Regions from separate parts of the Homo sapiens genome. Here region 2 is linked to region 1. The links are chromatin loops, found by intact Hi-C in ENCODE. Cell type or tissue: Calu3. All regions are shown on one strand.

Region 1 (8,000 bases):
CAAACTACTTTATTCACTAATGTGTGTTTACTCCAGCAGTATTAAACACACTTGCATCCTTCCAGGTGTCTTAGATTTTATTCATAGAGAATAAGTATTAGTTTAAGAAGATATTTCTCTCCTATTTTAAATATAAGAAAAAAAATTGTATCACTAGGTCTAGCAATCTAATTTGTTTAGAGGGTATCAGGTGTGTTGATATGTCCTAGCATTAAATTCTTACAAGAATAAGAGACAGGGATCATATTTATTTTTCTAGTTTGAAAATAAAAACTACCTATTTTCTTACAGCATCACAAACCTCATTAAAATGACATTTTTTTCTGAGATTTTTAAAAATATTTCATGTGGTTTTCAAGTAGTACTAAAAAAAAAAATACAGCTCAGAATGCAGTGACACCTAATGGCAAAGATATCTTTATAGGCCATAAATGTATTTTCTAATAAACATTATACTATAGTAATACATTCTAAGTATTGCTACTCACCAATATGCTGTCTGTAATCTAAAATATCATGATGATCCAATAGAAATGTGAATATCTTACTTTTTAAAATAAAGTCATATACGTAGGTGTAGGTGAAGAAAAAAAACTTCTGGATTAAAAAGTGTGCTTTTGAAATTGCAATGGCCCTTTAAGATAAAATTACCATATGATAAAATTAGCCTGAGATATCAGAATGGAATAAAATGTATCTTCCATCACTCCTAACAATTTCAATTGGCTTTTATTTTTTAATAAATCAAAAGTTAATCACCTGGATTTTTATTCCTATTTGGCTTAAAATTTATAACAGATATTTAGTGGATGTACATTTCACCTGGCGTAGAAAGCAAAGGCCCTTAGTGTAATGGCTTATTAGTCATGTCATAGTTGGTATCTTTGATTAATAACAACATTGTCTAACTTAATACACACTTGAATTGTGCTTCAAATAACTGTATTAATGATACAGAGAAGAATAGTAAAGCCAAGTCCCTTAGTACATTCTAGACGTTTACACAGTTATCAAGAACTTCAGGAACAAACAACTACTATAAGTAGAAAAAGGATAAAATATCATTGAGACATCTTACACAATCCAAAAAATCCTTGAGGAGTCCTGGGGGTTATCATTAACCAATGCAAATCATGTAGTCAACTGAAAAAAAAAAATGGTAAAAGAACAGCACATCTTCTGGGAATGCTTTTATATGCTGTAATTGTCAAAATAATCCTTAGTGCAGAAGTAAGAATAACTGGTATTTTACATTTACAATCTATTATTGTTTTTAATGTGTTGACACCTTTTATTTACCCGATTTTGTACTTTAATTTGAACATTCTCATAGTGAAAATATTCTGTGGATTATCTTAGGTTTCTCAAATATAATATCACAGCTGATTATGATTTCAGAGGATAAAGTATCATCTGTTTGTGAGAAAAACATGAATAAATGCATCTTTTCTACTCCATGTTGACATAAGGTATTTTACTATGACTGAAAACAACAAAAATATGCTAGTGATTTGTATAATATATGAATAAGTACACTGTTTGAGTGTTCCCTTGTAGAGATGTATAACTGAGGACAGCTAATTTACAATCAGTTCTGTGAGCACAGGAACCAGATAAAGAAAGGAGCATATATTAAACTGTTAAAACATGAGATCTTCCATAGTTGATATGAAGCAAAACACAAACTGTGCAGTTGACTGGAAATGCCACCTAATCCCTGCTGAATTAAAGCAGTGCTCTAAACTCCTGTTGTGTTTAGGGAGTAAAGAGTGTGGGACGACTGATGTATGAAGAAAATAGCAGTCAGCGTGGCTAATCTCAAAGACTTTGGAGCTTTCTAGCTACATAAATCAGAGCGACTTCTGAATAGCCTCATAAAACACAGTATCATTGCCATTCCACTCACGACTTTTTGGTTCTTCCTACAGCATGCAGATCATTAGGAAACTTCTAAGCAATCAAGTAATGTGGGTCTGATGAAATTACTCAATCAATGCATAGGCTCAAAGTAGAAGCATAATTCAAAATTGCATAGTTTTTATATGTCAAAAGACCTTTCTTTAATTGGGGCAAAGAAGATCACAATGGAAGTGATTCATTTTTAAATACTATATGGTTGTGTATCTGTGTGTGGATGTGTATTAAAAATATACGTAATGATTAAATATTTTTAAATATTTGAAACTCAAAGTAATCATAAAATTGTGCATTTTTGACTAAAATAAATACATTTTCATTTCAATCATTATGGTTTAACCATTATGTTTCATCACTGTAGTGAATCAATATGTTTAACAAAACATATTAGAGTTTAAAATGTGTAATTGACCTTATTAAACTACCGGCATGAGGTAAAAACTGAAGAGAAAGAGAGAAAGAAGGAGATGATTTTCATGTATATATAAGTTGGTTCAATACCAAAATAATTCAATATATAAAAAGCCTCTTAGAGCAGTGTCTTTTCATCTTTCCAGTTTGCCTGAACTACATATTGCAGCTACTTTCTGCTTGAACACATCACATGAGGCTGGGAAAACCTTTCATTTCTGCATATCTCCTTCCATCGCTAGAGGTGAAATATTCCCTTTCCCTCCAGTTTCATCACATTCATTCCTTCAGTCCTGAACTAATATATTTCCCCAGAAACATATTTCTCACATTAAATATTTAAATGAAGGCAACACCTCCTAAAGAAAATTAATTCTTTTCCTATTCAAACAAGTAAGGAAACTAATCCAATTCATGTTAACTGGTGCTTTACAATTTTAATATGGACATTCGGTTTTGAATTTACTATACTTTTGCTGAGAGTAGGGGTGGAGGCACTGAATTACACACATACTACCCGTCATCATTTTTTATTTTTTTAATTTAGGAGTTAATGTTTTTCGATATATTATAAAAGATAAAGTTTTTGAAACAATTTGCTAGCCTCATGACAATATTAGGTAGTCTATAAAACAGCTAATTATCTCATCTAATGTACTAATTATATTCAAGTCAAATTAATTGTCTCAGAAGTAACTATATCTGTTAGTAGGATATACACAGTTAATGTATACAACCAACTTTCTAAAGAAATCTGTAATTTGTACACAGTTAATTTTTAAATGTGATTATAGCCACTCTGACAGACAACAGTATACAAACTAAAAAATACAACAGTTTTGTTCTATTTTGAAACAGATGTCCAGACTGCATTGCAAAATAATATTTAACTAGTAAGGGATAGCAAAAGCTGTAGGTATTTGTAAATAATGTATTTATCATGCAGACCACAGAATAAGCGATTTAAAAAAAGCATTCTTCCACAGGCTTTCCCTCCTGAGAGATGAGGAGCCTACATCAGAAATCCCTAATCATACAATGAATATAAAGGTATTATGATTATATATCTGCATTCCTGCTCCAATCATTTACAACTAGATATAAATGTATGCCATTTCTCTAAAAGGAGCATAGTTCATTTCTGAACTCTATCAGAACATTGCTGAACCACTCAATGAGACCATAATTTCTTGCTGAAAAGTTCTGAATCTGTAGGCACTGTTAGCCCCCAGGCAAAACGGGATCCAGCAGGCAAGCTATTAGTGCTTGACTTACTTAATGCACAAACGCTAGGTTTTCTGAATCCTGACCTCATTACCCCTTGCACAGAGACAGACAGTTCTACTGATATAAATGATAGAGAATGGCAGACATGTTTACAAAGACAGCCTCTGAGACCAAGAGAGGGAGCCCCCTGGAGCGGAGGGGCTGGCCACTGTGGGCGCGCACGCTAGACAGAAATCCCTCGCTTGGGCGGGCACAATCGCCACCTGCAGCAGATTCCCCTACCAGGAGTATGTGTACGTGCGTGTGTGTATGTGTATGCGTGTTGTGCGGTGGAGAAGCAGGGGTACAGAAAGGGGAGAAGCTGTGACCCATCTGTCGCCTCAATTTGCAGAACACCAAGCCATGCGTACAGATAAAAGTCCTGTGCCCAGAAAAATTCCCCCAAAGGGACCTCTCTGCAGCCCAGCAAAGAAACCTTGCTGGCTCGGTAAGCGAATTTCCGAAAAAGAAATCGTCGCATTAACGCAGAAAAGGCTGCAAGAGCCTGTCTCCCGCTCAGCTCTCACGGATTAGCAAGTGAGTAGAGTTGGAGCCTGAAGCTGCGAGCGCTGTGCATGATAATGACGCGCAGCCCCCCGCCCGCCCCTGCTCGCCGCGGCCAGTCCCGGCCCGTCTGGTTGCCAATAGGTGGGGCCACCAGCATCTCGGAGCCCGCTCGGCAGTCCTTCTCAGAGTCGCGGCCCGCAGTAGTCCCGGCGCCTTCGCTGTCTGCCTTGCGCGGCTACTCGGAGTTGACTGCGAGGCGAGGCGAGGCGAGGCAAGGCGGATATCTGCTAAGCAGACCTCGGGAGCAGCCTGCGCGCATTCGCTTCCCCGCGTTTCCCAAGCGCCCCGGGGTCAGTTTCGCCGCCGCGCCAGGCCCCGGGAGCGTGTCCGAGGAGGCGAGGCACGCGACAATCAGTCCTTGGCGACACTGCCGCCAGCCCCTCCTGCCACCGTCTCAAAGACTACACGCAAGGATCATAAAGCCAAGAAGATGTGAGAAGAGAGGGTGGCTGGGGGCGCATCCGGCACCCCCGTCACCATCGCACTAAGCTGCGGCGAACTCAGCCGGCTCACGTTGCAAAACCACCTGTTCGATCCGAAGGGAGCTCCCCCTACCCCCCAGCCCAGTTCTTTTCATCTCACAGGTGACAGCTTCTCTGCTCCCCCAAAGATAAATTTTTAAATGGAGCAAATGTACATCCGGGAAAAAAAATATGGAAGATAAGAGTCAATTAAACTCCCTTTCCCCACACACTTAGAATCCCCCTGCAGTTCCCAGCACACACTCACACTCAGGTCAACTCGAGACCCCCACGCATCCAGCCACATTCCACGAATCACTGCAAAACAACAGCACAAGTCAGTCGAGGTTCGAGCATCCACATCCTTTCAGAAAACTGAGCAAGTGTGAGGGAAGGGTAGCGGGAAGGGGCAATGAACTGAAGCCACCTCCAACAAGACACACAGAGACCGGAGAGGGGGAAAGCGAAGGGGAAACATTTGAGAACTGAAACGGTAAAAGTAACCACGAGCTGCACCAACACTTTCTTACCGATGTGAATGATCGAATCCGCATTCGCCGAGTCCCAGGTTCGAGACCACCAGACGGACAAAACCAAGAGAAAGGGGAAAACTTCCATCTCCTCCTATGCCGATTCTCTTGGAGGATGGATTTTCTTCCAATTTTTTTTTTTTCAAACAGTCCAAAGAGTTTGAGGTCACGGTGGAGTTTAGCGCAGCTTTTTCTTTTTTTCTAAATTCCTATTGCCAGAGCAAAGCCTTTTATCGTCGCCGAGAAAGGCAGAAGGGAATGACAGAAAGAGCCCAGCCTGAGGAAACCTCCTTCGCAAAGCCGTGTCACTTGGAGGGGAATTTTGGCATCGCCAGAGTTGTTTGCAGTTTGGCTTTTGAAAAATATATCCAGCCTCTACTGCTCTTGGGCAGGGGGAGAGGCTGGGGCTCAGATCAGACCCATCGCTGCGCGGGGGCCGCGGGTCTCCGGTCCCAGCTCCGCTGCAACTTCCAACACCCCCCTCACGCCGGATGTGCCCCCTTCCCCGCACCCTCTCGGACCAAAAAAGACCCCCGCCCCCGCCCCTACAGCCCGCAGAGAATCACTGGTCTTCGCTGCCAGAATCTAAGTGGAAAGGAAAGATTAGGAGATTCCAAACGGAGCAGCCAGATTCCACCAGGGAGGGGGGAAAAAAGCCCTCTCCAAGAGGGGTAGAAAAAGTGAACTTCAAGGTAATGCAGATAGTAATGCAGAGAAAATTCCCTTTCTGCGTGAGGCGCGGAACGCAGCTTGGCGAGGCGGGCCCGGGGAGCCGGTTTGCTGGGGCGCGGTGGCGGGGGGGTTGCGCCGGGCGCGAGCAGCGGGGCCGGGCCAGAGGAGGGAAGCCGCCGCAGGCTGCAGGATGCTTTTGGAGCGTTTCGCCTGGCGGGATGCAGGAAGCAAGGAGCGAGCCTGGCAGCTTCAGCACCAGCCCCACGTTGCCTAGAAATGGATCACCTAGGAGAAGGAGCGAGCCTGCGAGAGAGCGGTGCTGTCAGGCGGAGAGAGGGGGAAACCAAGAGAGGAAGAGCTTCTCTCTAATAACCACCTCCTCCCCCTATCTGCAATACAAGGGAGAAACAAAATAGTGCTCTCATTTCCCATGGAATCTTCAACCGGGACTGAGAAAAAGGCAGGACTGTAAAAAGACATTGAAGCTTTTTTTTTCCTTTCTTTATTTTACGAGGTTAAATGCAACCTAAAAAAGCCACCCCACTTATTTAACCTTGCTATTCTCTAACAGGTATCAGACTTTTTCTAGTCTTTGCCTGGAATTAGTCACATTGGTTGAAAACAAATTAGGGACACCTGGTCACTTAGGGAAATACAGACCTAGAAAGCTTTTAATGAGATTTCAATTATAAAGTTATAAAAAGGAGAGAACGTGCTAATTACCTTTTATACAATGATTTTTTTTTTCTGTCTCCAGTGTATTTTTTAGGCAATCAGGATAGAGAAAGGTTCCTGAAATCCTTTCTATTGATAGAAATTCTTCTCTATCAGGATAGAAAAGATCTTGAAATTAAAATAAAAAAGCAGAATAATTAAATAAAACAGAAAAATTTTTCATAAACATTTGGTCAAAATATTTCATTGAGTAGCTTAATAACCTATGTAGATAAATTCCGAATGAGGAAGTTGGGTACTCTCTTCCATGGAAAAAGCTGAGGAAGTCCTGAATGACAGCCTCTCAGTCTCCAGTGAAAGGATTTTCTGCAAGCTTATTCCTTAAGATAAAATCCTGATCATTGTGACTTCTTTTCTTATAATGATTGACTTATGTCAATCTGGCCTCATTGCAAACTGAAGATTTGTTAACACAATCGAGTGACTAGTCGAGGTCAGGTATTAATGTCATAATATTGTCTCAGTTATAATTGGAATTCTTTAGGAATGTTGGATGTGTGGATGTCAAGCTCATTACACAACCTTTCAAAGCCTTACCTCCAAGTTTGGCAAACCTCTTTTCCTCCCGTTCCCTCACTTGAGCCCTTCTCTCTAGCCTTCTGAATTGGGTTACTATTTTTCCAGACACAGTTGTACATTCTCACTTCTGGCTGTTTTCATTCATCTTGTACACTTTTTCCTGAACATTCCAGAAAATGTTTTGCTGCCATATTTTTACTTATGTTAATATTTCTGCTTGGAAAGCACGTATTTGTCCTCCCAACCACTCTCCTTCACCATCTCAAGGGCTAGTTCAAATTCCTTTTGCCCATGAAGTAGTGTCCAGTCCTTTAATGTGGAATAAATCCATCTATCTTCTATGCTGTCGTAACACACCCTATTTTGTATTAGAGTTAGACAGAACTACTACTAAGTTAGATCATAAATGCCTTGAGAGTGAAAACCAAAGCTCATTCACATTTTATTCAACACAGCATTTTACAGAGAACCCCTTTGTTGACTTGAATTTCATCACTTCCTTCTGAATCTGGAACAAACCAGTGCTTCCAAGAAGCATTCACTGATTAATTACTCTCAATTTTGATCATTCTCTTATCTTTTGTTTCCATTAGTAGACATTGACTCAATATTGATTATATTAATGTTGGTGTTAATGTCATTTTACTTTATAAAGTGTTTTGATGCAATTCCATAGATTATACTTTGCTTATTCAGATAATGAATTGAAAGAAGAGATGCACTCCCCATAGCTTCCTTCAAATATTATTTACAGTGACATTCTAAAAATTGGTAAGTCATTATGTATTCTATCAAGAAAAATTATAACCATTTAACATGGAAAGAACACCATGATATCTTAGAATAAGATAACTAGGAAGAACTTCAGAGCATTAACTAGTCCAGTCCTGGCTAATGAGTATCTGTCCTGGAGAAAGTCAAA
Region 2 (8,000 bases), 570 kb after region 1:
AGTCTTCCTCTGTCACCAGGCTGGAGTGCTGTTGTGCAATCTTGGCTCACTGCAACTTCTTCCTCCTGGGTTCAAGCAATTCCCCTGCTTCAGCCTCCTGAGTCACTGGGCCTACATGCACATGTACCATGCCTGGCTAATTTTTTGTATTTTAGTAGAGACAGGGTTTCACCATGTTGGCCTGGATGGTCTTGATCTCCTGACCTCATGATCTGCCTGCCTTGGCCTCCTAAAGTGCTGGAATTACAGGCGTGAACCACTGAACCTGGCCAAAACCATAATTTATTATATAAATGTTTACTAACTAAAGAAGAAAGTTCATATGTAACACTTTCAGGGATTTTTCAGTGTGAAAGGATTCAACCAGATCCTAATTTCATTATTCCTATACTGATTTTCTATTATGTTCAAATTCTATATATCTATGGTAGTAATAATATTTTGAAATGTTATCTTTAATCACATATGTTTTGTTTCATCACATGTCAAAAATACTTTCACTTTTTAAAGTATTATTTTAAATTCTATGACACATTACACTTAGAATTTTCCCTTAGATGAAGATTGATGAAGTAAATGAGATAGTTTAAAGCACAGAAAATATTCCATGTGATAAAAAAAAGAGAACGTTTTTCTTACATGATCTTCTGTAAGCTTCTAAAAAAAGATTTGTAGAAACAAAGGAATCGTAAGTAGGTTATCATGTACATTATCTCCAGTTGCAATTTTCTTTAAATATCACTGTCATTTTCATTTCCCATATTAATTTAAAATTATATGAAAATTCTTTGATTTAGCATTATCTTTTTATGTTTTCTGTTTCTCTCAATCTTCACCCCTCTCTTTTCTTTTCTCCCTTTTGTAAGTTTAAAATAAAATTTTAATAGATAAAGTTTAGAGTAAGATATATGGATTCAACATCATATTATCATGATAATTCTCTGAACCATGTTGCAGGAAAATATTTTGAAATAAATACCAGTCTGTTGAAATTGAGATTTCAGTGGCAAGAACACCATAAAAAGAGTTTTTTTCCACATAGTTTTACATTCCTGGTTGAAAGCTTAAAATGGCAAAATAATAGTTTAACTCTGTTTTTTGAAAATGCAAATACAGCTTAACTTAAGGATCAATGGCTAACACACTAATACTAAGGATTCCATTTGTGATGAGACACAATTTAATGATGATGCTAATTTACCAAGGTTTCTAAACCTTATGTAGAAAGAAAATAGGAAAACAAATGGCCTTAGGCACTCTGAGAATGTACATGATCAATTTTCAGATAGTCACCCATGAAAAATGAAATGGTTTTCATTGCAGCACGTACAAATACCAACGATATTTAAGAACATCATTCCTTCAAAACACATTTAAAATACATCAACAAAAATAATGGCAGAACTGCATCTATTAATGAAGCTTATGATATTTTTCCTGATGCCATTGAATTTCAGTGGTTCTTATTATCTGTGTAAGAAAATATTGTAACTATTCTAATTATCCCAGTTTTATCTCAAATTAATAATAATCAAAATGACTATGAATGATTTAGACTGCATGACAGAAGAAACCATGGTGATAAAATTTTGGTGCTAATGCATTGTACAGATCAGAATTTTCTGGAGCTATGTGTAGAAAGGCCAATTAATGAGAAATAAGGATAATGCATTTGAACTTAGACGTTCATAAATATTCTCCCTGAACAGCAGTAGGAATTTTTGGAGGGAGCATCTAAACTGTAGACAATGCTCCAAATATAATCAGGGCTTAGAAATCTAACTATAGAATATTGCTCAAATTTCTATGTTGAATTGAATTTCTAGGGTGGAATTTAATATAGTCAAATGGTTATGGCCATGTTAAAAACAAACAAACAAAAACACCAAATCAAATGTGCTAAATGTGCTACCCACTTAAGGAAAGAAATTTTGCATCTCCTAACTGTTGAAGTTACCCTTCAATATGTGTAATAGCCCTATCTCCTGTAGACCTTTGATTTCAAATTCAGACAGTTCATGAAAACCTTTCTTTAGCATTGACTAGGATTTCTTTTATCAAAATCAGTTGGTCCTACATCTTTTCAAAGAAATGGCAAACAAATGCAAAACATGTTTGTGTTCTTTTCCTATGTGGAGTATAAACTTGTTGTCTTATTTTGTACAGAATACTTGAGACTGGTAATTTATAAAAGAAACAAATTTATTTTTTACAGTTCTGGAGGCTATGTCCAGGAGCATGGTGTTGGCATCTTGTCAGGGCCTTCCTGCTGTGACATAACATGATACAGGGAATCACATAACAAGAGGACAAGAACATGTTAGCCTAGGTCATTCTTCCTCCTCTTATAAAGCTGCCAGTCCCATGTGGGAGCCCCACCCTGATGACCTTATCTAATTCTAAATACCTCCCAAAGGCCCCACCTCCAAATATCATCAACATATGAATTTGGGGATTAAGTTTCAAACACATAAAATTTGTGGGACACATTCAAACCATAGCATTTGCTCAATATTCTTTTCAATCTCCTTAAAATTTGAATTCTGAATCCAGTTCTACCAATTCAGAATTAAGGTATGTGAAAGAGAGAAAGGGTGAAGAATATTTATTTTACTAAATTTGGTCCAAACAGTTATGGAATAGTTCTGAAGTTAGAAGCTTCCTGAATCCACAGCTTACTACAGCAATGACATTATTTTTCTAGATCACATGTCTGGCTGCAATGGTGATAGCCTCACTCTCTTGCATAGGTTGTTCCTAAAGTAGCAGCAGCAGCTTTCCCATATGTGGCAGTAGCAAAAGGACTGGCTTAACTTAGCTTCAAGTAAGTTCAGTCTAGAACTTGCTCCTCTAGCCCCTTCAATAATTTTATATCCTCCTATTAATACTTTCTGCATAATCTAAACCACACAGTGGTATGAAAAATGTTTGTGGCCACTCAGCTTTAGAAAAAGAAGAAGCTGTGGTTGCTTCTTTGATCTGATTGGTTTGATACTAATGAAAATCAAGTTAATATTAGCAGATGGGACATAATTTTATGATATCATATCACAGACCAGGGAATCAATTACTTACAGTAACAACTGCTAGTTGGTATGAAATACCTATTGAAGTCAAGGTTTTGATGGATCATGAGGCTACCAAAATAGAATAAGATTGACAATGAATATACTGACTCTGTGTTTGGAAGCTTCTTATGATTGTGCTATAGAGCTTAAAGAAAGAAAGTCATATCTTTATGTTTCAATCCTAAGAAAGTTCAAAAAAGCAGGGAGTTTCTATGACCACCTAAAAATAATTTCTTAAATATTTTGATCAAAACTATTTTAATATTTACAATAAAGTTGATAATAGTGTTCCAGTTTTGGCTTACTAAGAGAAGTCATGGAGATGGAATTTCAAACTCCTAAATTATCTCTTTAATATCGGTGCTAAGTATTGTATAGGATACCTTAATTTGGAGTAATCAGACTGGGAATATGTATGATGAGCTTCTTAGTGTAATTTTTACTAAAACTACACAATAATTCTTAATACAAGGATGCTCACGAATCCGAAGTCTTATTTGGAAAACAAAAAGAAGACAGTTTGGATTAGACTAGCCTCCAAATGTTTCCTGATATCAATAGATTCCAAAGTTTGATTAGTAGCTTTTTCCAAAAAAGGTTATCAGAATTTCATTACAAGTACAGCTTTATTACCAGATATCTGCAGTAAACATATATTCAGACATATTTTTGTTTGCTTCACTTTATTTATTTATTTTACATAAAATTTGCCATTTTCCTCATTACCAAGGGTAAAATTTAGTGGCATTAATTACATTCACAATGTTATGCAAACGTCACCACTATCAATTTGTCAAAATATTTCATGACTTAAAATGGAAACTTTGTCCGCATTAAGTGAAAACTCATTATGATATCCTCTTCTAAACCTCTTGCAGCATCCAGTCTACTCTCTGTCTTTATGAATTTAACTAATTCTAGATATTTCATATAAGCAGAATAATATAATATCTGTCTTCTTGTGTTTGGCTGTTTTCACTCAACACAGTGTTTTCTAGGTACATCTTCGTTGTAGCATATATCAGAATTTCATTCCTTTTTATTGCTTAACAATGTTGCATTGTATGTATATACTTCATTTTCTTTATCTGTTGATGGACACTTGGGTTGCTTCCACCTTGTGGCTATGGGGAGTAATCATTCTATAAATGTTCATTGCATACACTTAGAAGTAAAACTACAGGATACCTTGGTGGTTTTATGTTTAACTTTTTGGGGAGCCACCAAATTGTTTTCCACATTGACTAAACCATTTTATATTCCCTCCAGAAATTTATGAGGGTTACAATTTCTCCTCATCCTCACCAACACTAGTTTATTTTTTTCTTTAATTTTACTGTCATACAAATCAGTGTAATGTGATACTTCATTGTGGCTTTGATTCACTTTTCTCTAATTACTAATGATGGTGACAGTCTTTTTTTGTGCTTTTTGGCCATTTATATATCTTGTTTGGGAAGTGTCTATTTAAGGACTTTGCCCATTTTTTAATGGTGTTGCCTTTGTGTTTTGACTTATAAATGTATTTATATATTCTAGATACTAGGCCTTTATTATATAAGTAATTTACAAATATTTTCTTCCATTCTACAGGTTGCTTTTTTTCTTTGTAGATAATGTATTTTAATATCCAGAGATTTTTAATTTTTGTAGAATCTGTTTTTTTGTTGTTGTTTATGTATTTGGTATTATGTCTAACAATTTATTCCCAAATTCTAGGCCATGAGGGTTTACCCCCATGTCTTCGTCTTGGAGTTTTATAGATTTAGCTCTTACATATAGGCTGCTGATCCATTTTGAGTTAATTTTGTGTGGGGTGTAAAGTAGGAGTCCAGCTTCATATTTTTCATGTTAACATCCAGTTGTCTAGCCTATAGTTAACAAACTTTGTTAGGTTTTGTTTTATCTAGAAATGTCTTATTTTTCCCCTCATTTGTGGAAGACAGATTTTCAAGATGTAGAATTGTTTTTTGACTTCTTTTTGTTCCCTTAGCACTTTAAATACATTTAAAGTGTATTTAGCACTTTAAATACATTCATTACCTTCTGGCCTTCATACATCTCAGGATAAATCTGCCATTAATCTTATTGCAACTTCTTTGTACATGAGGAATGCTTTTTTTTTTTTTTTTTTTTTTTTTTTGAGGCAGAGTCTCACTCTGTTGCCAGGCTGGAGTGCAGTGGTGTGATCTCGCCTCACTGCAATCTCCGCCTTTCAGGTTCAAGTGATTCTCTTGCTTCAGCCTCCCAAGTAGCTGGGACTATAGGCGTGTGCCACCACACCCAGCTAATTTTTGTATTTTTAGTAGAGACGGGGTTTCACCATGTTGGTGAGGATGGTCTCGAACTCCTGACCTCGAGATCCACCAACCTCAGCCTCCCAAAATGCTGGGATTACAGGCATGAGCCACCATGCCCGGCCGAGTTGCTTCTTTCTTGCTGCTTTCAAGATTCTATTTGTCTATGTCTTTTGATAGGCTAATTATAATGTGTCTTGGTGTAGATATCCTTGCATTTACTTTACTAGGAGTTTGTTGAGCCTCTTAGATGTGTAGATTTATTCTTTCATCTAATAGGTAAATTTCTCATCACATTTATTTATATATTCTTTCTGACCCTTTCTCTGTTCTCCTGTTGGAGCTCCCATATGAATATTTTGATTCTTCTGGTGATGTCTAACAGGTCTATTAGGCTCCAGTCACTTTTATTTGTTTATTTCTTATTGTTCCTCAGATAAGATTATTTCAAATGACCTATATTAAAGTTCACTAATTCATTGTTTTGCCTGTTCAAAATTGCTGCTGAATCCTTTTTTTAATGAATTATTAATTTTAGTTATTCTACTTTTTAGCCATCTAGTTTTTATAATTTATATCATTTCATTTTTATTCTCATTAGGTTCCTAAATAATTACCCTGATTTTCTTTAGCTCTTTTTCCATAATTTCCTTTAACTCTTTGAGTATATTTAGATAGTTTATTTAAAGTATCTTAGTAAATCTAATGTCTCTACTTCCTTAGGGGAAGTTTCTGTTCTTTTACCCAGTGAGTAAACTATCATTTCTGTTTTCTTTGCCTACTTAGTAATTTTTTTTCCTGAAGTGGCATATTGTTTGCTATAGGCTGTAATTATTTGTTTGTTTAGTGACTTTTCTAAGACATTTTTGTAAATTATGTATTATTTGCAATGTGTATTCTCTGAAGTCTCTTTAGATTTTGTTTGACTATGTTTTGACAGATATTTCTTTGACAAGAAGGAGCAAAAAAAAGACACAATGAGATTAAAAACATGAGAAAGATTGAGAACAAGAGCAAGAGTGAGAGTGGGATAGAAAGAAAGAAAAAAAGAGAAGAAGAAGAAGAAAAAAGTTCACCCAATCTTTGAAGATGGGTTCTGTGCTAGGGAATTCTTTCAATGATCAGCCAGGTTTGCTTTGAGACTAGACATCAGCCAGACAGAAAAGTATAAAGTCTTCTCATTGTTTTTAGCTTATGTCCTATTCTGGCCATGTGCATAGCTTTCTAATACTCTAGTCCATATATGCACTTTGAAATGACAAGATAACCCGAAGAAACTCTTTACCTAGCTTTTTCTTCCAAGCTTTAAGTACTCTACTGTATGCCTCAATCACAGTCTCTTGTCACAAGTCGTTATGGGTTTTTTTTCTCAATTTTACAGTTTTAATATTTTTTTTGGAGGAATGTGCACAGTCTTTATGTCCGTCGTTGCTAGTTAGGCAAAACACAGACAAGTACCTTGCATGAATCCTTCAAATAGCCATCGAGCAGGTTAGAATGAAGAAATACAGCTCTTTTTAAGTAAGGTCTGCTCTTTCTCTCTAGATCCAGAGAACAGGGTTCATATTGGGAACACAGGATGCCATCTTTAAGACCATCACTGAGCTAAGGAGTATTAGAGAAAGGTCAAATAAAAACGCCACAAGGTGTTCCTACATTTAAAATTTGCCTATTTTTGTTTCGATTTGATATTATTTGCATTGCTCTAAATCTTTGAGTGCTTTCCAGGGTTTCGACAAAGTTGATTCTGACAGTTTTTTCTTGGCTATGCTGTTTCTATGAAGAAGAATGCTTCAAGACTGCTAATCTTGACATTTTATCTAACTTTATCCTTATAAGTATGTTTTTACTCAGTGACCCAACTCTTATTTCACTCAGTCCTGCTGCACTAACACCCTTTCCTTAACTCACGATTATGATTTCATAAAGACTTCCCTTCCATCTTGCTACTGAGTATATTGTGTAGCTATTGCCACAATAATGCGGTGCATCTAACTCTAAAATGAAGTGGTTTTCAATAATAATCACTCATTATTGCACACAAATCTGTATATTTGGGTCTTGAGATTTAGCTGATGTTTTCTATGCTCAGTTAGGTGAATTTTATTCTCACTGCAGCTAGATGGGGCATTCAGCTTCAGGCTTCGCTGTCCAGGGAAGCTTCACCATATTCCTCATGGTAATGACAAAGGTGCGAGAAAGTATATGGAAATATGTAAGACCTTGGTCAGAACTAGAACATCAGCACTTCAGCTGCATTCTATTGGGCAAAGACACAAAGAAAGATCTAAGAAAATGAGTAAAGACTCATACTCTGATGGCTTAGTGAGAGTAATTTAAAAAGTAACATGGCCATGAATCTTGTTCATGAAGCAGTGAAGAATTAAAATTGAAGCTAAAAATGGAACCTGCCACAGTGGGTAAGAAAATACTAAAGCATGGTTGTGTAGCATTATAATCCCACTGAAGGTGATGCTGGGAAACTGAGAGGGAAGGAAATATTTCCAAAGGGCAGAATTTCAAGCAGAACATACAATTATTCACTTTTCCTAGAAAGATAAGTGGTTAGATGTATGGAACTTTTCTGATTTCATGAGCATATGTTTATAATTAGGCTTTATAGACAAAGACCTGG

What was found. Hi-C counts contacts between places; a loop is a spot of excess contacts. Peaks named below come from ENCODE experiments on the same cell type or tissue, not always from the same donor. Only the 100,000 strongest peaks of a DNase experiment are listed, where the experiment ranks them.
Region 2: a loop joins it to region 1, with 2.5 times the contacts of the local background. A loop is called at or near these places in 4 of 110 quality-filtered maps.

Annotation. Positions count from the first base shown.
Region 1 is chr4:92,301,897-92,309,896 of GRCh38, reverse strand. GRID2 (glutamate ionotropic receptor delta type subunit 2) reads right to left here and starts at 5,931. Exons shown (of 16, transcript NM_001510.4): 1 at 5,153-5,931. The coding sequence starts at 5,240. RefSeq lists a silencer at 4,105-4,399. In Calu3, no CTCF peak of the experiment used is centred here; a DNase peak (open chromatin) is centred at 4,296.
Region 2 is chr4:91,731,065-91,739,064 of GRCh38, reverse strand. No RefSeq gene overlaps it. Among named protein-coding and RNA genes, the nearest start is that of LNCPRESS2, 540 kb to the left of the region's middle. In Calu3, no CTCF peak of the experiment used is centred here; no DNase peak of the experiment used is centred here.